2 separate regions of the Homo sapiens genome follow, and region 2 is linked to region 1. Evidence: chromatin loops called from intact Hi-C (ENCODE). Cell type or tissue: Calu3. All regions are shown on one strand. Each heading gives the region's core, and the rest is flanking DNA. Links, peaks and the distances in the headings are about the cores only.

Region 1 (11,014 bases), core at 3,740-8,739:
AGTCCTGGGTAAATAAAACTCTCTATTTTATTACTATTATTATTATTATTATTATTATTATTATTATTATTATTTTAGAATGAGTCTTGCTCTGTCACCCAGGCTGGAGTGCAGGAGCATGATCTCAGCTCACTGCAACCTCTGCCTCCCAGTTCAAGCAAGCGAGTCTCCTGCCTCAGCCCAACCTTCCGAGTAGCTGGGATTATAGGCATGCACCACCACTCCCGGATAATTTTTGTATTTTAGTAGAGACGGGGCTTCGCCATGTTGGCCGGGCTGGTCTCAAACTCCTGACCTCGGGTGATCCACCCGCCTCGGCCTCTCGAAGTGCTGGGATTACAAGCGTGAGCCACCATGCCCGGCCCGAACTCTCTATTTTAAATGTTAACTCTGTTCTTCCAAAGTCCTTTCCAGTCACCCCACTTGAGACCTCTCTATAGCTTTCAATCCCACAGCACCCAGCCCACCTCCCCGCTTCACTCCTGATTCTGGGATTGCTCCAAGAACTCCAGTATTGTTGTTGCTGTTGTTGTTTTTCTGCTGCTGTATTTGCTAGAACATTTTAGTTTTCCCATAAATTTTCACAATAAGACTTCTCAAGATGTTGAGCAGCCAAAAGTTCCTTCAATTGTATAGGCTTCAGGCCGGGCACGGTGGCTAACACCTGGAATCCCAGCACTTTGAGAGGCTGAGGTGGATGGATCACTTGAGGTCAGGAGTTTGAGACCAGCCTGGCCAACATGGTGACACCCCCATCTCCACTAAAAATACAAAAATTAGCTGGGCGTGGTGGCACATGCCTGTAATCTCAGCTACTTGGGAGGCTGACACAGGAGAATTGCTTGAACCCAGGAGGCGGAGGCTGCAGTGAGCCGAGATTGTGCCACCACTGCACTCCAGCCTGGGCAACAGAGCCAGACTCTGTTTCCAAAAAAAAAAAAAAAAAATCGAAAATTATATAGATTTCACCCTTCTTGGAAGACAGTCGTGGTTATGAAGAACAAAACCTATATCCTGGTTATAATGGTGAGAGGTGTTGTGAAGGAGAAGCTTATAGCAGAGGGGTCTTGACCTAGTGTGTGGGATGGGGAAGGTGTGCTTGGAGAACATGGCTAAGAGTTGAAGTCTGAATAGGAGCTGGCCATGAAGGTAGGGGAACAAGAACATTCCAGGGAAAGCCTAGAACAAGTGCAGTGGAGCTGAGGGAGGAGGGAGTCCTGGAAGTCCAAGAATCAGAAGAAAGCCAGAGCATGTGGGCTGTGAAGACAGAAGGGGGAATTGCTTACAAGGAGGCTTTGGGAATGAGAGAGGCAGGTCTTGCCCAGCAATGTAGGACTTGCAAGTAACCCTGGACTTTCCCCTGGATTGAGTGACTATGCTTTAAGTGGGAGAGTGAGGGCTTCCTTTGCTGCAGTGTGGAAGGGAGTTGGAAAAGGATCAACATGAAGATGTGGAGACCGGGGAGGAAGCCGCTATAATAGGCAGAGGGGTGGTGATGCTGGATCTAGATGTGGCAATGGAGGTGGAAATGTAAACCACCCACAGGGTTTACTTTGCCTGCTGCCTAGATAGAGCTAATTCATCAAGACAGGTGAATTGCAATAGATAAACAGTAATTCACGCAAAGCCGGCTGAGCAGGAGATTAGAGTTTTATTATTACTCAAATCAGTCTCCCCTAGCATTCGGGAAGCAGAATTTTTAAGGATAACTTGGTGGGTGGGAGGAAGCCAGTGAGCCAGGAGTACTGATTGGTCAGGAATGAAATCATAGAGAGTCGAAGCTGTCTTCTTGCGCTGAGTCAGTTCCTAGGTGGGGGGTCCAGATCAGATGAGCCAGTTTATTGATCTGGATGGTGCCAGCTGATCCATCAAGTACAGGTCTGCAAAATATTTCAAGAACTGATCCTAGGAGCAGTTTAGCCTCCAGCTTCATGACTCCTAAACCATAATTTCTAATCTTGTGGCTAATGTTAGTCCCACAAGGCAGTCTAGTCCCTGGACAAGGAGGAGGTCTGTTTTGGGAAAGAGCTGTTACCATCTTTGTTGAAGCTATAAACTAAATTTCTCCCAAAGTTAGTTCAGCCTATGCCCAGGAATGAACAAGGACAGCTTGGAGGTTAGAAGCAAGATGGAGTTGGTTAACTTAGATCTCCTTCACTGTCTCAGTCTTAATTTTGCAAAGGTGGTTTCAGAAAGAAGTGATGGATTTGACATATATTTAGAAAGGACTTAACAATTGATTGGATAAGGAAAGTGAGGGAGGGGAACAATAAAAAATTGCTCCAGGTTCTGGTCTGAGTGACCAGGTGGTTAGAGGAGCAGCTTGGTTGCTGGGTTGTTTGGGTTGAAGCAAGGTTGTAGCTTAAGGTTCAATCAGGTCAGCCGGGCACGGTGGCTCACGTCTGTAATCCCAGCACTTTGGGAGGCTGAGGCAGGCGAATCACTTGAGGTCAAGAGTTCGAGACCAGGCTGGCCAAAGTGGTGAAACCCCGTCTCTACTAAAATTACAAAAATTAGCCGGGCGTGGTGGCAGGCACCTGTAATCCCAGCTACTTGGGAGGCTGAGGCAGGAGAATCGCTTGAACCTGGAAGGCAGAGGTTGCAGTGAGCTGAGACCGTGCCACTGTACTCCAGCCTGGGTGACAAGAGCAAAACTCCATCTCAAAATAAATAAAGAAATAAATATATATTTTTAAAAGGTTCAGTCAGGTTGAATTGGAAGTGCCTGTGAGTCATCTACAGAATTGGAAGTACCTGTGAGTCATCTACATGGAGATGTCAAATAGGCTGTTGGAAGGTTGGCCCTGGGACCCAGAAAACGAACAAGGAGGAGGAGCCTCTTCTGGAGTCACAAGAGGTGAGCCAGAGTAGTGGGAGGAAACCCAGGAAGGGGGTGGAGGGCAGGTCAGTTTGGACTGGATTTAGTTTTGGTGTTGTGACAGGATCCAGACTAGAGTGGAAGCAAGTGACGGCCGGTTATGTTTAGACTTCTCTATCCACCCAAGAAGAACCCATTCTCATGCCCCAGACAAAGGGAAGTGTCTTCGGAATCACTCGGAAACGCCAATCACACTGATCCAATTGGGTGCTTCACAATGTAGGAACTAGCCTGGAGAGACAACTCAGTGAGATTTTATGGGTTTTTTGTTTGTTTGTTTGTTTTTTTGATAAGGAGTCTCGCTCTGTCGCCCAGGCTGGTGTGCAGTGGCGCAATCTCGGCTCACTGCAAGCTCCGCCTCCCGGGTTCACGCCATTCTCCTGCCTCAGCCTCCCGAGCAGCTGGGACTACAGGCGCCCGCCACCACGCCCGGCTAATTTTTTGTATTTTTAGTAGAGATGGGGTTTCACCGTGTTAGCCAGGATGGTCTTGATCTCCTGACCTGGTGATCTGCCCGCCTCGGCCTCCCAAAGTGCTGGAATTACAGGCGTGAGTCACCGCACCTGGCCTAGATTTTATGTTTTTAATCTAATCTCTTTTACAATCCAAAACCAAGAAACCAAGAGGGCCCTGACCTTTACCCTTAGCCTCAATTTAATGGGAAATCAGAAAAAAAATGTATGAAAATAATTTAGGTCAGAGCAAATCATATTCCTCCTATGCTACAGTTAGACAAAGATGAACACTGCTGCGATCAAAGAAAGACCTTAGAGGCAAGGGTCAGATTTATTTCCTGCTGCTGGACCGAGTCTTCTTTGGTGTGTGATATTGGAATAAGAGAAGAAAAAAGAGGGCCGGAGCCGGGCGCAGTGGCTCATGCCTATAATCCTAGCACTTTGGGAGGCCAAGGCGGGCGGATCACGAGGTCAGGAGATCAAGACCATCCTGGCTAACACAGTGAAACCCCGTCTCTACTAAAAATACAAAAAATTAGCCGGGCGTGGTGGTGGGAGCCTGTAGTCCCAGCTACTCGGGCGGGTGAGGCAGGAGAACGGTGTGAACCAGGGAGGCGGAGCCTGCAGTGAGCCGAGATTGCGCCACCACACTCCAGCCTGGGCGGCAGAGCCAGACTCCGTCTCAGAAAAAAAAAAAAAAAAAAAAAGAGGACCGGGCCCAATGGCTCACGCCTGTAATCCCAACAGTTTGGGAGGCTGAGGTGGGAATATCCCTTGAGTCCAGAAGTTTGAGACCAGCCTAGGAAGACCACTAGGCCCTGTCTACAAAAAAAAAAAAAAAACAAAAAAAAAAACTAGAAGAAAAAAAGGAAATAAAAAGAGAGGCTTCTTTTAGCAGAGATGACAGAGTCAGACATAAAAAGCATGAAGGGATGTCAGAAATGTGATGCTGCACCAAATGTCCCCCTTACTTGCTGATCACTAATGTGGTCTAGAGGTTTGCCAGTGGAGCTTTGCTCTTTTGAGGTAAGAGATTATGCCCCATTAAAAACAGGATGCACCTAGAAGAACAGAGGGTGGAGACGCACACAAAAGTCCTTAGGGAGAGCTCTACCACTAATGCACTGGGGACTCCCCTTAAGGGGAGATAGGGAAGTACAAGTCTCACTTACTTCTTGAGAAATGGCCAAAATGGGGTTTTAAAGGCATACTCTCAGCATTGGCACTCTTTAGGCAGGAAGATATTGGTCAGGGCTGCTTGGTAAGGATGTTCAGGTTGTGCACTCTACAGATGCACATTTATCACAGCCAGGGCCTCCTGCAGAGGCCCTGATAGCAGTTTTCGGAAGGTAAGGTCCACCTGTATGAGAGATAGAGGCATAAAATGTACGTAGATGAAGGGAGTCCCTTCCTACTGGGCAAAGTATGTCTTTATCTATACTACCTAACCCAGAACAATACATAACTAAGTGTTCAAAGGACGATTTTTATAGTGTCAATGTGAAAGTATCTTTTATTCTAGTCTCTTTGCTGTAAAAACCAGTATAAGGCTGGGCATGGTGGCTCATGCCTGAAATCCCAGCACTTTGGGAGGCCAAGGCGGGCGGATCATGAGGTCAGGAGATCAAGACCATCCTGGCCAACATGGTGAAACCCCGTCTCTACAAACAATACAAAAATTAGCCGAGTGTGGTGGCGCACGCCTGTAGTCCCAGCTACTAGGGAGGCTGAGGCAGGAGAATTGCTTGAACCCTGGAGGCAGAGGCTGCAGTGAGCCGAGATTGCGCCACTGGCCTCCAGCCTGGGTGACAGAGCAAGACTCCATTTCAAAACAAACAAACAAATAACAACAACAACAAAAAAAACAGCATAATAGAGGCTTGGGCCACCAGTCTCATCCAGGCCACACTTGGGTCAGTGACTGTGGGAGCTTCAGATTCAGGAGTTTGGTGGACTGTGCCAGAAACACGCCTTGCACCTGCTTACAGGGATGGAGGAGCGAGGACTGAGGGGGGCCAGAGATCCAAAGTTCTTGTATCTCCATAAGAAGGTGTAGGAGCAAGCCGAGCAGTCTGAAATTGTCATTAAGAACAGAAAACCTGCAGATGGGCATATTTACACACATGGCTTATGTGGGTGTGGGTGTGTGGATGGGCAACATCAAAGAGGATATGAATGGTGATTCAAAAGTCAATAGGTCAAATATGAAAATGCTAGGAGGACATCTTCATGTATCTACTGTATAGTCCAACTTTCGGTTTATGGAAAATGTCCAGCTCTTTTAGAAGGTAAACATTTTCTGACTGTGAGCTCTTGAATATGAATTTTATGGTACCTTATACATTTTTTAACTTTCAAAGCTCTGGGTTGGGTAGTTACCAGTACCATCTTCACAAATTCTGGATTCTTCTGGATGTTCTTGACTATTCTGGGAAAATTGGTGCGTTTGTTCTCCCTCCGCCTTGTACCGAGGTCTGCAGGCTTAAGGGATGTTAACAAGGCTTCAATTTGCTGTGTGCATTAGCAGGTGCTGGAAACTACGTTGCCAAATGTGTCGTAGACACAAGAGGGCGATGTGTGCTCAAATGTCAACCTCACCGAGGAAAAGGAATTCATCCTTCAGGAATTTTTGGCTGAATTCCCAGACCTAAAAAAGATTAACAAAGTGTGTTTGGGAGGGGCAAAATTCACTGTGAAACCTAATCAAAGAGGCAGGATGTGATGTCAGAGTGTGGAGACAGCCTGGCAGGAGCTTGGAGGGGATTCTTATCCTTGAGTTCAGAACTGGGCAGTACTCTAGGCTAATGATCGTTATAATCAAGACTTGTCCTCTGTCTGGATATTCAGAAAAGACAGACTTCAAGGCTGCAGAGAATCAGTGGCTGTCTTGGTCTCTGATTACAAAAACTTTATTCTGAGAAAGCCCCTCATTCATTGGAGGAAAACTGGCTGTGCACTTGTTACATGCCAGGCATGAGTCTTGTAGGGGCTAAGAATTCAGCCTTGAGTAAGACAGCCGAGGCCACTGCCCTCTGGAAGCATCAGTGACCCTTGGCACGTACTCCCATCTATTTGTTTCTTTTCTCTCTGAGCCAGTCCAAACCAGCAGTATCTACATCATCTTTTCTTGTTCTGAAAGAGAATGCAAGTCACACATTTATGGCTGTGGGCCACATTTTTTTAGAGATGCCATCTGGTTCCAGTTTTTCTGACTGTTTGTGGAGAGTGGTGATTCCAACAATCTTCTACCAAATGTAAGGGGGTGATAAAAGTGTTCAGTGTTTGCCACAGAGATATCTCTAGCTTGGCCTGATCTCAGTGCACTGCTTTTTGGGTTTACTCAACAAATTGAACAATGCTCAGCCCCTCTTCCATGGAACCTTCCCAATCTCTTTAACCAGGGTTACACTGCGACTCCTCTAAGTCTCTGTACATCATAGCACTTTTGTGGGAGACCACTGCTACTTCAAATCTCTGCCAATAGCACCATGTTTCCTTTCGTTGCTAGCTTTTTAGAATTCTAAAGCCTACTTGGCCATTAGATTTTTTTTATTTTTTTTTTTTTGAGACAGGGTCTCACTCTGTTGCCCAGGCTGGAGAGCGGTGGTGCAGTCACAGCTCACTGCAGCCTCAACCTCTTGGGCTCAAGTGATCCTTCCACCTCAGTCCCCCAAGTAGCTGGGACTACAGGTGCTCACAACCACACGCAACTAATCTTTGTATTTTTTGTAGAGACAGGATTTCGTTATGTTGCCCGGGCTGGTCTCAAATTCCTGAGCTCAAGAGATCCTCCCATTTTGGCCTCCCAAAGTGCTGGGATTACAGGCATGAGCCATTGTGCCCGGACTAGCTATTTTTTAAATTGGAGTTTGAGGAAGGAGGAACAGAAAGGCTGCATCTGCTTAGTAAATGACTCCCCGCTGCCAACACACATACCCAGCAGATGGCAACACCCATGAAAATCCTTTCATCCTGTTGTGAATGGTGGATTCCCAAACTCTACAGGACCCTGCACTAGTCAGCATCTGCTCTTCCCTCTTGAGTCAGGGCAGCCTGCAAAAGTCTGGTGTGTATCATAGGCATCTTGGGGCTCACCTTCTACAGAAGGTCAGAGGGCACAGCAAAAATAGCTTTCTTGCTGTGACCTAATACATAAACCCTGGCACACTTCCGCCTGTCAGATGGGAGCACGCCCCTGTCCTCGGGCTGTTTTTCGCTGTCGCAACAGGCTGTTCTGCCGTTAATCCTTTCCTGTAATTCCCGCCGCCTCGCTCGATCTTGCAATTCTCTTGCCCAGTGGCCTTTACAGGGGGTCATTACTGGGACACGGGGAACCAATGTGCGGTAACAAATGCAAGCTGACAGCAACACGTTCCTCGCCAAAAGTGGGACTCTTGGGTTTTGTGTGTGTCAACTCAGAAGAAACGAGAAAAAGACCCCACCATGTGTTGGATGAGGATGGAAATTGGATGCAGTGACTAAAAGTGCTTTGATTAGGTGAATCCGTTGACAGTAAGAAGGAAGAGATTCTCAATGTGCTTGGCATTTCACTTTGTCTCACTTTGGGTGAATAGTCCCAATTCTGTCAGACGTGCATCTCTTCGTCTGTCAGCTCCGTGTCTCTTGCCAGGATGCTTCTCTCTATCTATCAGGCAGAATTTTCAGATGTTGTCTTTCCTGTCAGGAAAAGTTTAATTCATCATTTTCCTCAGGCCTTGAAAAAATTTTTACAGGAAAAAAATGGTGGTGGTGGGTTGGGGGTGGGGGGTTATGACAAAAACATTTACAGATTTTTCTTCACATATAATTTTAAAATTGCCTATTTTTGCTAGGCACGGTGGTTGAAGCCTGTAATCCCAGCATTTTGGGAGACCGAGGCAGGTGGATGACCAGAGGTCAGGAGTTCAAGACCAGCCTGGCCAACATGGTGAAACCCCATCTGTACTAAAAATACAAAAATTAGCTGGTCATGGTGGTGGCACACTCCTATAATCCCAGCTACTAGGGAGGCTGAGGTAGAAGAATCTCTTTAACCCGGGAGGTGGAAGTTGCAGTGAGCCAAGATCACGCCATTGCACTCCAGCCTGGGCAACAGAGCGAGACTCCATCTCAAAGAAAAAAAAAATTACTTACTTTTGAGTAGGTAATACATACACACAGTACAAAAGTCAAAAGGTTCATACAAATGGAAAAAACTCCATACTCTCTTCGCCTCCATTCCCCAGGCACCCAGTTCCTCTCAACGGAGGCAACCCTGGGTACTAGTGGTTTACATCTTTCTAGAGACTGTCTCTGTATAAATTAGCAGAGATAGTCTTCATATGCCTTTTGAGAGCATCTTTTTAAAATTTCTAAATCTAGGTAAGTTCTGAAAAGGAATATATTAAATATACATTAAAATATACTCAATGTGGCTGGGCATGGTGGCTCACACCTATAATCTCAGCACGTTGGGAGGATGAGGCGGGAGGATGACTTGAGGTCAGGAGTTTGAGACAAGCCTGGCCAACATGACAAAACCCTGTCCCTATTAAAAATACAAAATTAGCCAGGCAATGAGCCGGACTTGGTGGCGCATGCCTGTAATCCCAGCTACTTGGGAGGCTGAGGCAGGAGAATTGCTTGAACCCTGGAGGTGGAGGTTGCAGTGAGCCAAGATCGTGCCATTGCACTCCAGCCTGGGTGACAGAGTGAGACTCTGTCTCAAAAAAAAAAAAAGTATATATATATATGTGTATATATATATATATATACACACACACATATATATACACACACACATATATTCAATGTATTGAATGGTCTGTCCAGTTGAAGCCCTGATTCTAGACTAGATAATTTGTTGGCTTCTTGTTAGATCACTCTTAACAGAAATGTGACTGGACTTAGAATCAGTCTGGAAGCATTGTGGATACTCTGGAGTCTGACGTTTCTTGTCCCTTAACATTCAGCTCGTCTTTCCTGAGTTATACCTCTTAGTCATTTCCCTTTGAAATTAAGAGAAGGGCCTCAAATCTTAAAAATGGAAGAATACGGCCGGGCACAGTGGCTCACACCTGTAATCCCAGCACTTTGGGAGGCTGAGGCAGGCAGATCACCTAAGGTCAGGAGTTCGAGACTAGTCTAGCCAACATGGTGAAACCCCGTCTCTACTAAAAATACAAATATTAGCCAGGCATGATGGCGCACACCTGTAATCCCAGCTAGTCGGGAGGCTGAGGCAGGAGACTGGCTTGAACCTGGGAGGCAGAGGTTGCAGTGAGCCGAGATCACACCACTGCACTCCAGCCTGGGCGACAAAGTGAGATTCATCTCAAAAAAAAAAAAAAAAAAAAAAGGAGGGATAGAAGGTCTTGTGTTATTAAGACATAGAAGAAAAGTTAGTTGAGAATCTCACTGGCCACACCCCAAGAGGGGACATTTGGCCACTGCGGGTACATTGGGTGGTCTAGGGAATTGGCTGGGTCTGGGACACACTTGTTAAGCTCCTGAAACTTAGAGTTGAACAGAACAACAGCAGCTAGTATAACGACTTGAAAGGTCCTTTGATGAATTTTAATACCTGGACGCATAAATATTTGTGTTTGATACTTTTAGGCATCTGAAAGAAGTGTCTGATTTCCTTGCTAAGGGATTGGCCTCAGGAACAGATGCATACCAGTGTTGAAATTCTCCTCAGCCTCGTGACTGGCAGTGATTCTTGTGTATCTGCCCTCTGCCTGTGTTGGAGCTGCTAAATTGTAAGAATTTGTAAGTTGGTAAAATACTTCTAAAAACCCTCAGCTCCATAAATATTTTTAAATTTAAATTTAATTTTGTTTTAGAGATAGGGTCTTGCTATATTGCCCAGGCTGGTCTCAAACTCTTGGGCTCAAAGCATCCTCCCATGTCAGCCTCCAGAGTAGCTGGCACTACGGGCACATGCCTTGCTTTGCTCTTTAATTTTTTTTTTCTTTTTTTTTTGAGATGGTCTCTTGCTCTGTCACCCAGGCTGGAGTGCAGTGGCACAATCTCAGCTCACTGCAACCTCTGCTTCCCAGGCTCAAGCGATTCTCCTGCTTCAGCCTCCTGAATAGTTGGGATTACAGGCATGTGCCACCACACTTGGCTAATTTTTGTATTTTTAGTAGAGACGGGGTTTCACCACATTGGGCAGGCTGGTCTCGAACTCCTGACCTCAGGTGATCCACTCGCCTTGGCCTCCCAAAGTGCTGAGATTATAGGTGTGAGCCACCGTGCCTGGCCAGCTCTTTAAATCTTAACGTAGTAACACCGTTACTAATTTCTCAGCTGCTTTTCTGAGTTTAACAATTTCTGACTGAATGCTTTATTTATAGGTTGACAATTCTCAGTACCCCTAGTCAGCCAAATGTGTCTCTCTCCACAACAGAGACTCACCTTCTCGTGGCTGCAAGCTGTGCAGCTGAAGAGGGATTCTGGAGAAAGAAGGGGAATCCTTTTGTTTGGGTCTATTAATGCTACGCAATGTGCCTGGGTTCTTGGAGGGAGACATATCCCATTCTTCCTTATTCCCTCCCATTGACTATACAGGAGAAACTGTATGGAGCTTACTTCAGAAAAACTATTAAGTCCCAAAGATGTGAAGTGTTTTGAATTTTATTCAAGTCCAACCTTGCAGGGCAACAACTCAACACAGCCATTCCTGCTCTTTCAGGAGAAG
Region 2 (11,014 bases), core at 2,787-7,786, 460 kb after region 1:
CCTGCTCCCATTCTTTCTCACAGCTCAGAGAGGACTTGGGTGGGAAGGTCACATAAAAAACTTGAGCTGGAAGGATGCCTCAGAAATGTAGTCTTTGGTTTCTCAGCCTCCAGCTTGCAGTGGAGCCAAGTCCATGGGGGTTGGGATGGAGCTGATGGAGCCAAAGTCCAATTCTTGCCATAGACCAAAGCTTTGACCACTTGACACCCATGTGTCCCCATCTTCCCACACTTAAACTTTCAAACCACAATAGCAACAAAAAAATGCTCTCTTGATGGCAATAAAACCATCCCTCATGCAAATGAGAATACTTTTTTCCCAAAGCAGGGACCGCAAATGTCATCAGTTGCAGCGTTCATCTCTGGGGTTTAGTCCTTCTTTCTTTAGTTTAACCACAGTCCTGTATGGTTTTACTATAACCTATGGACAAAATTATGAAGTTAACACCCACCAAAAAGCCTCATGTAAAATCGTGTTGCAGGACTTTTCCTTAATTCAGCTGAAGATGGGGTTCTTCGTCCCACAGCCATGAAAATTTAGGCTCGCCGACAATTTGAATGGTAAGACAGGGTTTTATGGCTGGGCGCGGTGGCTCACGCCTGTAATCCCAGCACTTTGGGAGGCTGAGGTGGGCAGATAACCTGAGGACAGGAGTTCAAGACCAGCCTGGCCAATAGACTGTCTGTATCTCTACTAAAAATACAAAAATTAGCTGGGCATGAGGATGGGTGCCTGCAATCCCAGCTACTCGGGAGGCTGAGGCAGGATAATCACTTGAACTTGGGAGGTGGAGGTTGCAGTGAGCCAAGATTGCACCATTACACTCCAGCCTGGGTGACAGAGCGAGACTCTGTCTCAAAAAAAAAAAAAAAAAAAAAAACAACAACCCAGGGTTTTACTGGGTAAAAAAGTTAGAAAAGATGGAAACAGGAACTCTCAGCTAGGCCAGGGTCCCCGTTAGAGGACTTCCTGCTCAGCCATTCGAATCCCAGTTTCCACACAGGAAGAGGACAGGCCAGGCTCCTCCCTGTTGCAAATACCATGAACTTGTGTGGCTCCTCCCAGTGTTCAGGCCGGTTGGAGAGGCTGGAGATTCTCTGGGGACCCTCTCCCACCTGGCTGTCTCAATAGTAGAAAAATGGGAGAGAGAAAAAAATAAGACACAGCGTGGAAAGAAGAAATAAGTTTGCTATAACGATGAACAGTGTTCATTTCCGCAACTGATCATGAAGTTTATTTGGTATTTATTGTGTCTATTTCCTCCTCCACTGCCAATTCTGTGATCTCTTTGCCTTCAGCAGGCTAGGGTGTTTATTTAGGGGGGGGTCATCCAAACCTTCCTTTGTGAATGGCATGAACCCTAGGAAGGTCCTTGTCATGTTGGTTCCCATGGTCTTCCACTGACTTTTACCACCTGACATGACAAGATTTCTGGGTTTGAGGAATATTCTCCCATCAACTGTATGATTTAACAGGAACTCCATTTCCCCTTGATAATCAGTCTACTCTTCCCAGTCAATGTGGTAAATCCCTCCCCTGCTTTTTTTTTGGATTGTTTATTCAGGGACAAAAGGAACCTGAAATGGCCAAAGGGTAGCTTTTAGTTACGGGAACACGGGTGTGTCTAATGGTGGAATAATTTTGTTCTTACGATCTCAGACGTCTGAACAAGCAGAATCACAGTCGAATAGATCATGATCAGACTTTTTTGAGTAAATTACTGGGTGGAATGTGAAGAGATGCCACTCACATTCCCACCATTGGCATCCAGAACAACGTGTTCTGACCATAGGAGAGACAGCACCCAAGATGGTCGGGTGCTGGTTCACAGCAAAAAAACCACATCAAGAACAACACACCCCAACCTAACAAATATTGCTTTTCTTTTTTTTTTGAGATGGAGTCTCGGCTCTGTCACCCAGGCTGGAGCGCATTGGCGCGGCCTCAGCTCACTGCACCCTCTGCCTCCTGGGTTCATGCAATTCTCCTTCCTCAGCCTCCAGAGTAGCTGGGATGACAGATGTGCACCAATATGCCCAGCTAATTTTTGTGTTTTTGTAGAGATGGGGTTTCGCGATGTTGATCAGGCTGGTCTCGAACTCCTGACCTTAAGTAAACCACCCGCCTCAGCCTTCCAAAGTGCTGGGATTACAGGTGTGAGCCACCGCACCCGGCCAAGTGTTGCTTTTCCACTCGGCCCTGGAGCTGAGTGTTCTATAGGCCAGTTGCTCAGGCAAGGTATGTGGCAAGAGAAGAGAACCATTTGACTGCCTTGATTCTTGTGAGAAACAATATTGTTTGGATACCAGGATGATGGACAAGGCAGATTGTGTTGCAGGAGGGAGCATAGCAGGCAGATAAGGAAAATTCTTTTATTTGAGACGGAGTCTCACTCTGTTGCCCAGGCTGGAGTGCAGTGGCATGATCTCGGCTCACTGCAAGCTCCGCCTCCCAGGTTCACACCATTCTCCTGCCTCAGCCTCCCAAGTAGCTGGGACTACAGGCGCCTGCCACCATGCCTGGCTAATTTTTTGTATTTTTAGTAGAGACGGGGTTTCTCCATGTTAGCCAGGATGGTCTCAATCTCCTGACCTCGTGATCTGCCCCTCTTGGCTTCCCAAAGTGCTAGGATTACAGATGTGAACCACTGCGCCCGGCCAGATATGGAAAATTCTTATCTAGCATAAGTCTTTTTCACTGTGGGCAATTTTTTGTCCCCTTTGTGATGAGCAGTTCCAACACAATCAACCTTCTGGTGGGTGTCAGCCTGGCTCTCCAGGGATGGTAAAAGAATGGGCTTCAAGGTTGATTGCTGCTGCAGGCAATTTGGATGCGTAGCAGTGCAATTGGCAAGCCAGCCCAGTGGCAATAGATAGGCCAGCCTTGGTGACAAGGAATCCTCTATGGGCCATGTCTTACCTTTATTCCAGCCTCTTACACTACTTTATTAATGAGCCCATTGAGCATAAACTGGGGTTGGTGGGGAGGAGGCTGACTGACAGCCAGTGTGGATTTATTTATTTATTTATTTATTTTTTTGAGACAGGGTCTCATTCTCTCATTCTGTAACTCAGGCTGGATTGCAGTGGCACGATCTCGGCTCACTGCAGCCGCCGCCTCCTGGGTTCAAGTGATTCTCCTGCTTCAGCCTTCTGAGTAGCTTGGATTACAGGCACATGCCACCACACCTGGCTAATTTTCGCATTTTTAGTTTCGGCATGTTGGTCAGGCTGGTCTTGAACTCCTGACCTCAGGTGATCCACCTGCCTTGGCCTCCTAAAGTGCTGGGATTACAGAGATGACCCACTGAGCCCAGTCTCTAATCACTTCTTTTACTAATTAATGATTGGGTAGGACTCAGTGGTAGTTTTAACTAAAGTGATCGAAACGGGAAGTACGTTTTCCAAATCATTAGTGGGCGAGAACAGATTCTGAGCAGAATTTTCAGGTGGGTCTGCCAAAGCAACACTGCAGAACTGTTCACTAGGCCTGTGGCTGACTCTGCTATGATCAGGGAATAGGGAACTGGGACACCAGCACACAGCTGATGGCTGTGGGCCACAATCTCGCTGGCATTCTGAATGGCCTGCACTTGTCTTGTCACCATCCATGATGCTAGAGCCCAGCTGTGGAGAGCTCTGTTAGAGCTGCTGCAGAAGGAAACAGACTACCCCCATGATGACCGGGCTGAGCTTGCCTGCGGCAGCCCTGACTCTACCTGCCAATGCTGCTTCTGCTTCCCAGATGGCACGGGCATCACCTGGGTGTTGCCTGCTTGATGGGAATCAGGCCACACGTGGAACCTGGGCCCTGAAGCTGTCTGCGGTCTCCAGCAGGCACTAGGCCCACTGGCAGGGAAATGAAACAGAACTGAATGAGCCAACCAAAGCTGCCAATGTGGCCATGTCAGAGTTTTGGAAATAAAAGGACTTAACTGATAAAATATGAGGAAAAGGGGAAAGGGATTGTTCAGGTGGGCTTTGAAGAAGAAAGAGATGGTTTAGGAAAAGGAGCTGCTACAAAGGCAGAGTTGGAGACAGAAACATGGAACTAAAACATAAGAGAGAAAGAAAAAAGACAGAAAGGCAGGAAAAAGCGAAAGGAGCTTCAAGACAAAAGGGAGTGCCAACAGTCTGAGAAAGAAAGAGGAGGTGGAGAGGATCTGGAATCCCCCTTTGGGAGAGTAGCCAAGGTTTGCGCAGCTACACCTTCCCCCCATTACCTACTACTGTTGCTCTTTTGAGATGCTGGGCAGTCTGTGAGATTTATGTCCTGGGAACAAAGTTAACAGAGGCAGTAACAAGCATAAAACCATAGGCTTTAAAAGTTTTTATCATTTTAAGTATTTCCTGTATATATTTCCATTGAAAACAAGAAATAAGAACAAGCTGATCTTTCCCTTTCTGCTTTAAAATGTCACTTTTCAGCAAGCACATATTCAGTTCAGTTGACACACACAAAGCCAAAATCCTGGCTGAGACACATTCAAGCTATTATCATCTTGGAATTTGTTACGGTAAGTCCTGCAGGGACTGTGTGGTGTTGAGTTGGCACAGACGCACCTCAGAGAAGCAGTAGTATAAACAGTTCTGTATTTGCAAAAGGAAATAAGAAAATAATTGAAAAAGTAAGAAATTTAGACCAAGGCAAGTAAAATTGGCTAAATAAAGAACTATTTCAAAATGGCCTTAAACAGAGAGGGCGTATCAAGCTGTGCTCTTCTCTCAAAGCCTCAATTTGTCATCTGTAAAATGGGAACAATGGTCCTTACTGCATAGTTTTTGTGAAGATTGAAGCAGATGATTTGGGTGATACAATTAACCCAGAGCCTGGTACAAAGTATGCATTCAATAAATGTTAATTATTATCATTGTTACCATTGCTAGCATGTTTGGTGTCATGGCAAGGAGTTCTCTCTCTCTCTCTCTCTTTCTCGGAGTCTCACTCTGTCACTCAGGCTGGAGTACAGTGGCGTGCAATCTTGGCTCACTGCTACCTCTTGCCTCCCAGGTTCAAGCGATGTTCCTGCCTCAGTCTCCCAAGTAGCTGGGATTATAGGCGCCCACCACCACACCCAGCTAATTTTTGTATTTTTAGTAGACATGGGGTTTCACCATGTTGCTCAGGCTGGTCTCAAACTCCTGATCTCAAGTGATCTGCCTGCCTCTACCTCCCAAAATGCTGGGGTTACAGGCGTGAGCCACCGCGCCCGGCCAAGTTATTTCAAAGATAAGTTTTAGGTAGCTAAAAGGAAAGAGTTTGCTCAATACTTAGGCTCTTTTGTCTGGCCTAGGCTCTGGGCTCCCTTCCTCCTTCCCTCCCTTCCTTCCTTCATTTCTTCCTTCCTTCCTTCCTTTTCTGAATATTTTGTTGTATTTATTGTTTATTTTATTATAAAAAGTTTTATTTTTATTATTTGTAAAAATTTTTGTGGGTACATAGTAGGTATATATATTGATAGGGTACATGAGATATTTTGACACAGCATGCAATGTGAAATAAGCACATTTCAGATGTCTCTGAGGATTGGAAAAAAAAAGCACATCATGGAGAATGGGTTATCCATCCCCTGAAGCATTTATCTTTTGAGTTACAAAAAACCCAATTACATTATTTAAGTTATTTTAAAATATACAATTAAGTTATTATTGACCTACGGAAAGAATGTAAATGCTCTTATAAAACAGGTGTACACTTCTGCCCCCTACTGGCAGTGAGCTATTTAGCAGATAAATAACCTTGACCTAATTGCAACAATCCCTCGATGTGGTATTTTATTTGGAATAGATGGTTAGACATATTTTGCATATCAACACGTATTCCAGAGTTAAACAATTTAGTTATAGAAGTGGTTAATTCCGTTACGATAATGTTCAACGAAAAAAGATTTTAGGTGCCTAGAAATTGGGTATACAGCCCACTGTATATATTTACATCATTTGTTTTATACAATAGCCCCATGAGGCAGATAGTATTATTATCCCCGTTTTGATTTGAGCAAATCGAGGTTCTAAAAGGGATCTGCTAGTAAGTGGAAGAACTGGCATTCAAACGTCAAGCTCCTCTGACTCACATTTGTGTCCTTTCCGGGCAGGCCATCAGGCCTCCCTAAAGAGGACGAACTCATCAGCAACATCAAAAGTCTGACTCTTGGCAGGTCTGATGTAATTACACATTGCACCATCTTTCCCTCACTTCATTTTCATTGAAAAGCAACTTGCAACCAAGTACACTAGAGGAGAGTATAAGCTCATGAGGGAGTGTGGAGAGGTGAAGGCTTTTTGTGAGCAGGGCTAGTCTAGGGGGAGCCTACAATGATCAGCTGCCCCCTGGGCACGTGTCCAGGGCTGGGTGGCCCACTGAGAAGTCTGGATAGCTCCCAAAGCCCTGCCAGTGAGTGGGGCAAAGGCTGGCCCTTGCTCAGCTTGGGTTTTCTGGCTGCGGGAATGCCCCCATTAGGCCTGGAGGTCCTGGCAGTGTGAAGGAACACCCTCTAACCCAGAGCTGATGCCTTTCCCTAATCTGCCCAAAGTCATGGCTTGTGCTAGCAGTGGCACCATATAAAGCATGGCAGGATGTCTTTACCTGTTTGCATGAAATTCACAAGCCTAGCCAGGGCCTTTTTCTCAGGCAAGGCAGAGGGCACCAGTGATCTGATTCCAGTCAATCCCCAGCACCACTACCATCAGCATATTTAGAGAATGACTCATTTAACTGGGTAGAAGGGAGAAGGAGGGAGACAATTAGTCACAGTTGGAGGTAGGAGGGCAGGAGAGAACTTCTTTGGAATTTTGGGATCCAAGAAGAGAGATAAATGACGCCGAGCTTCTTTGAGGTGATCCTGGAAATCCAGCAAGCCTCACAAAGCAGCTTTCATGCATTGCAGAAAGGAGTGGGCATTGAGTGGAAATGGCAGCCTGATGCAGGCTGGAGAGAGATGACTAATTTATCTGTCAAACTGGCAAGTTTAGGTATTTAGAAGTTCACTGGACCCCAGAGTGGGGCATGGAAGTCACCAAGAACTACAGGTTCTTTAAGGGACCCAGGGCCAAGAGGAGAGACTCCAGAAGTGGCACACAGCAGACTGTCCTCTGGGGGCTGAAACAGGGTGCAGTGACATTTCAGCAAGTTGCTGCAGTGAAGGTGGTAGGAGGCACCCTGACAAGCTGAGGAGGGCATTATAATGCAAGTGGGAGCATAGAACCAATGACAACCAAGGCTAATAATTTCAGACCTTTTCTCCATTAATCCGCAAAGGGCTATTGTATCAGATCCTTCAGGAGTTTAGAGTAAACCCTGTAAGAGGAAGAAAAATCAGACAAGTAACACCGAATAGAATGGAGTTTTCAACATGAATGAATGAACCATCACTAGGGTCCCGCGAGTTTACTTGAGAGTGGCCAGATGCAGTTGTTGGCATAGGGATTGGAGGCAGGCATTGTACGGTAGGGACATTTTGGAGTGTGTGATGTGAACTCCACATCCAGCACATACTGTTGCAGAAAATCAAATTGAGCATGTGGACAAGGTGTTCTTCACTGGGTGAGGCTTTAGAACAGCTGACGTGGGAGGCTTACTGGGTGGCAGAATGACAAGAATCAAAGCTAGAGCAGGAATAAGTGAGTCGTGGTGCCTGAGTGCTGAATGGAATGAGCGAAAATCATTTGCAGTTGAGTAACTGAGGATTAGAAGGGCAAACGATTTGCTTAAAGGTCATCAATGAAAGGGCAGGATTGGAACTTCTGTCTTCCAACGAGCAACCCACTGTTTCATACCTTTCCACATTTATCTTTTTGTGAAAACACACAGACACACAGCGAGCACAAGATCATGGAACCATAGAAACGAAAGGAAAATTTTATCTAGTCCTGTCTCTCAGCCGACTTAGTATTATGTTTTACAATCATCTTGGCAACCGGTCAAACTGCCTCAGCTAGAACATTTCCAGTGCTGGGAAATTCTCATACTTTTGGACACAGCTTAGTCTATTCATCCATTACTGGACAAACTGGCAATGGAGTTCTTTATAGGGAGCCAACATCTGCCTCCATGAATCCAACTCTCTTAGCCCTGCCCTCTAGTTCTGCACATAATCAATGACTTCCTCTTCCAAATCATAATGAAAATCACTCACTAATCAAGGACCTATGGTGTGCCAGTCACAAAGGGTGGCATTATGCCCACCCCAGGGTCTCTGGTTCATGTTCCAGATATCCCTGGTCTTTCTGCACCTGTATCGTTCTTCTCTGGACTGTCTCTAGCTTGGGAAGGTATAGAATCCATTCTTCCCTTCCAGATCCTCTAGGCCATTTATTTAAGAAAGTAAATCTATTTGGGTCCACAGAGAAAGTAGTTATGATTTTAAAAATATAAACTAATTTTAATGTTTAAGCCAACTGTACTAACACTAATTGATATAATTAGCAAGGTATACTTGTCAAGGATCACACAAAAGATTCCAAATTGCAGTTGGAGCAATTGTTGACCTAGATCATCAATTGAAATGGAAATGATATGTACATGCCCTTTCCTCAGTTTCAAACAAATTTAGCATAATAATGCTTATTATTATCATCACCGTCCCTAATTCTTACAGAATGTTTCAAGTGAATCAGGCTCATAGTGACAACTCTATGAATTGGATACGATGATCATTTCTAGCTTTTTGAGGAGGAAACTAAAGCCCAGAGAGGTGATGGACCTTGCCCAAGATCGCATGTCTAGAAAACGGTAGGCTTCAAGTCAGGCATTCTGCTCTAATGACTCAGTGGCAAAGCTGTTTATCAGCTGTGCCAGCTGTTTATCAGCCTGCCATGTACTGGCATTGACCCATCAGTGAATGTAAATTTGGTCACACCTAGAGGTCTCTCTCCCACTAACCTACAATCATTTCTTCCTTTCTTCTTTTTTGTTTTGTTTTTTTAGATGGAGTTTCGCTCTTGTCACCCATGCTGGAGTACAATGGCATGATCTCAGCTTACTGCAACCTCCGCCTCCTTGGTTCAAGCGATTCTCCTGCCTCAGCCTCCCAAGTAGCTGGGATTACAGGCAGGTGCCATCATGCCCGGCTAATTTTATACTTTTGGTAGAGACAGGGTTCCACCACGTTGGTCAGGCTGGTCTCAAACTCCTGACCTCAGGTGGTCCACCGCCTCGGCCTCCCAAAGTGATGGGATCACAGGCGTGAGCCACCTCACCTGGCAACCTACAATCATTTCAAACTCACCCGAAGTCTGATTCTTTCTGTGAATAACTCCCTTGCAATATTTTTCAGAATTAGATCTATAACAGCAGCATGCCTGGTACTAGCAGGTCCTTTATACACATTTATTGAATGATACAATTAGTGGCCCTGGCCCTGTTAGTTTTCAAGTCCCAGGTAAGATCAGATGCTTTTGAGTCCTGCTGTGGGGATGGAGGCAGGCAGAGGAAGAGGGTAAATGGCGATGTCTGGTCCACATGCCCCCACCCTGATGCCGTTCCTCCGCTCTGGGGCCTGCTGTGATGAGGTCACCTTTAAACCCTGTGCACAGCAGACTGCTCCTGCCTGGCTCTGAGCATCTGTGCCTTCTCTTTCTAGGAGAGGATTGCATCTCTCTTTTTATCTGCTGCTCTCAGTGAGGCTCCAACACCAGTGATGCAGTCATCTCACTGAAGTTGGTTTTCTCCAGGAGAAGCTGAGCCAAATGGAATCCACCAAGCCCAGCCGCAGCCGGAAGCCCTACTCCTCCCTTACCTTGCCCAGCCTCAAAAATACAGAATCTGGATCCCCCGGACTGACTCCTTCTTCCTTCTCCTCCTCCTCCTCTTTCTCTCTCTCTCTCTATAAATATAAATATATATATGTATAGATATACTACATCCATATATATATATATATATTTTGAGACAGGTTCTGGCTCTGTCACCCAGGCTGGAGTGCAGTGGTGTGATCTCAGCTCACTGAACCACCGCCTCCTAGGCTCAAGCCATCCTCCCACCTCAGCCTCCTGAGTGGCTTGGACTACAGGTGAGTGCCACCACACTGGGCTAATTTTTGTACATTTTGTAGAGATGGGGTTTTTCCCTGTTGCCCAGGCTGGTCTCAAACTCCTGAGCTCAGGCAGTCTTCCTGCCTTGGCCTCCCAAAGCACTGTGATTACAGGCGTGAGCCACCAGAGCCACCATACATATTTTGATTTTAGAGACTACCTCCCTCCCCAACTCCCATCCTCCCAGGTACCTTCTGATTCTTCCCTCAGCCTGATGTCCACTGTCCTCTCTCAGTGCATTGGAGCATCTGAAACCCAATTATGTAGAAAATTCCAGCTTCTTCCCGTGTTGTTTCTGGTTCTCATTTACATTCGAGGATGTGGTTGAACAATCAATTTACTGTTCCTGACAATCAGGGAAGACTGCCTGGAATACACAGAAAGACCTGATCATTGGAGATGAAGCCCAATTTCACTCACTTCGTTCTGTCCAAGCCAGTGTAACCTATTAAGCTAGCACAGTGGCTCTCAAGCTTCATCATTCACTAGAATCACCAGGAAAGCACATTTAAACATGGGTTGTTGGACTTCACCATCAGTGTTTCTGATTCAGTAGGTCGGGACTCGGGGGAGGCGAAAATGTACATTGCTGATGAATTCCTAAGTGATACTGACCCTGCTGGTCCGGGAACCATGCTTGGAGAACTGAAGCCTAGAGTGACTTCACTGTATTAGCCTGGATTGGTTTAGGAGATTAAAATTACTGCTACTCATTATTTAGTTTCTGGTTGTTCAAGGCAGGTCCTGGTGGGAATGTCTTAGTTCAGGCTTCCATAACAAGTACCGTTGACTGGGTGGCTCACAAACAATAGAAACTTCTTCCTCACAGTTCTGGAGGCTGGAAGTCTGAGATCAGGGTGCCAGCATGCCCTTTTATTTTGAAATAAATCAGTATACTTTTCCTAAGAACAAGGACATTCTCTTACATAACCAGTACAATGATCAAAGTCAAGAAACTTAACACTGATAAAATACTATTATCT

What was found. Hi-C counts contacts between places; a loop is a spot of excess contacts. Peaks named below come from ENCODE experiments on the same cell type or tissue, not always from the same donor. Only the 100,000 strongest peaks of a DNase experiment are listed, where the experiment ranks them.
Region 2: a loop joins it to region 1, with 4 times the contacts of the local background. A loop is called at or near these places in 13 of 110 quality-filtered maps.

The regions. Positions count from the first base shown.
Region 1 is chr2:227,400,375-227,411,388 of GRCh38, forward strand. No RefSeq gene overlaps it. Among named protein-coding and RNA genes, the nearest start is that of SCYGR1, 18 kb to the left of the region's middle. In Calu3, for the core only: a CTCF peak has its summit at 5,895 (motif pointing right); DNase peaks (open chromatin) are centred at 5,947 and 7,547.
Region 2 is chr2:227,856,712-227,867,725 of GRCh38, forward strand. No RefSeq gene overlaps it. Among named protein-coding and RNA genes, the nearest start is that of DAW1, 9.4 kb to the right of the region's middle. RefSeq lists an enhancer at 3,716-4,215. In Calu3, for the core only: CTCF peaks have their summits at 5,697 (motif pointing left) and 5,954; DNase peaks (open chromatin) are centred at 5,710 and 6,640.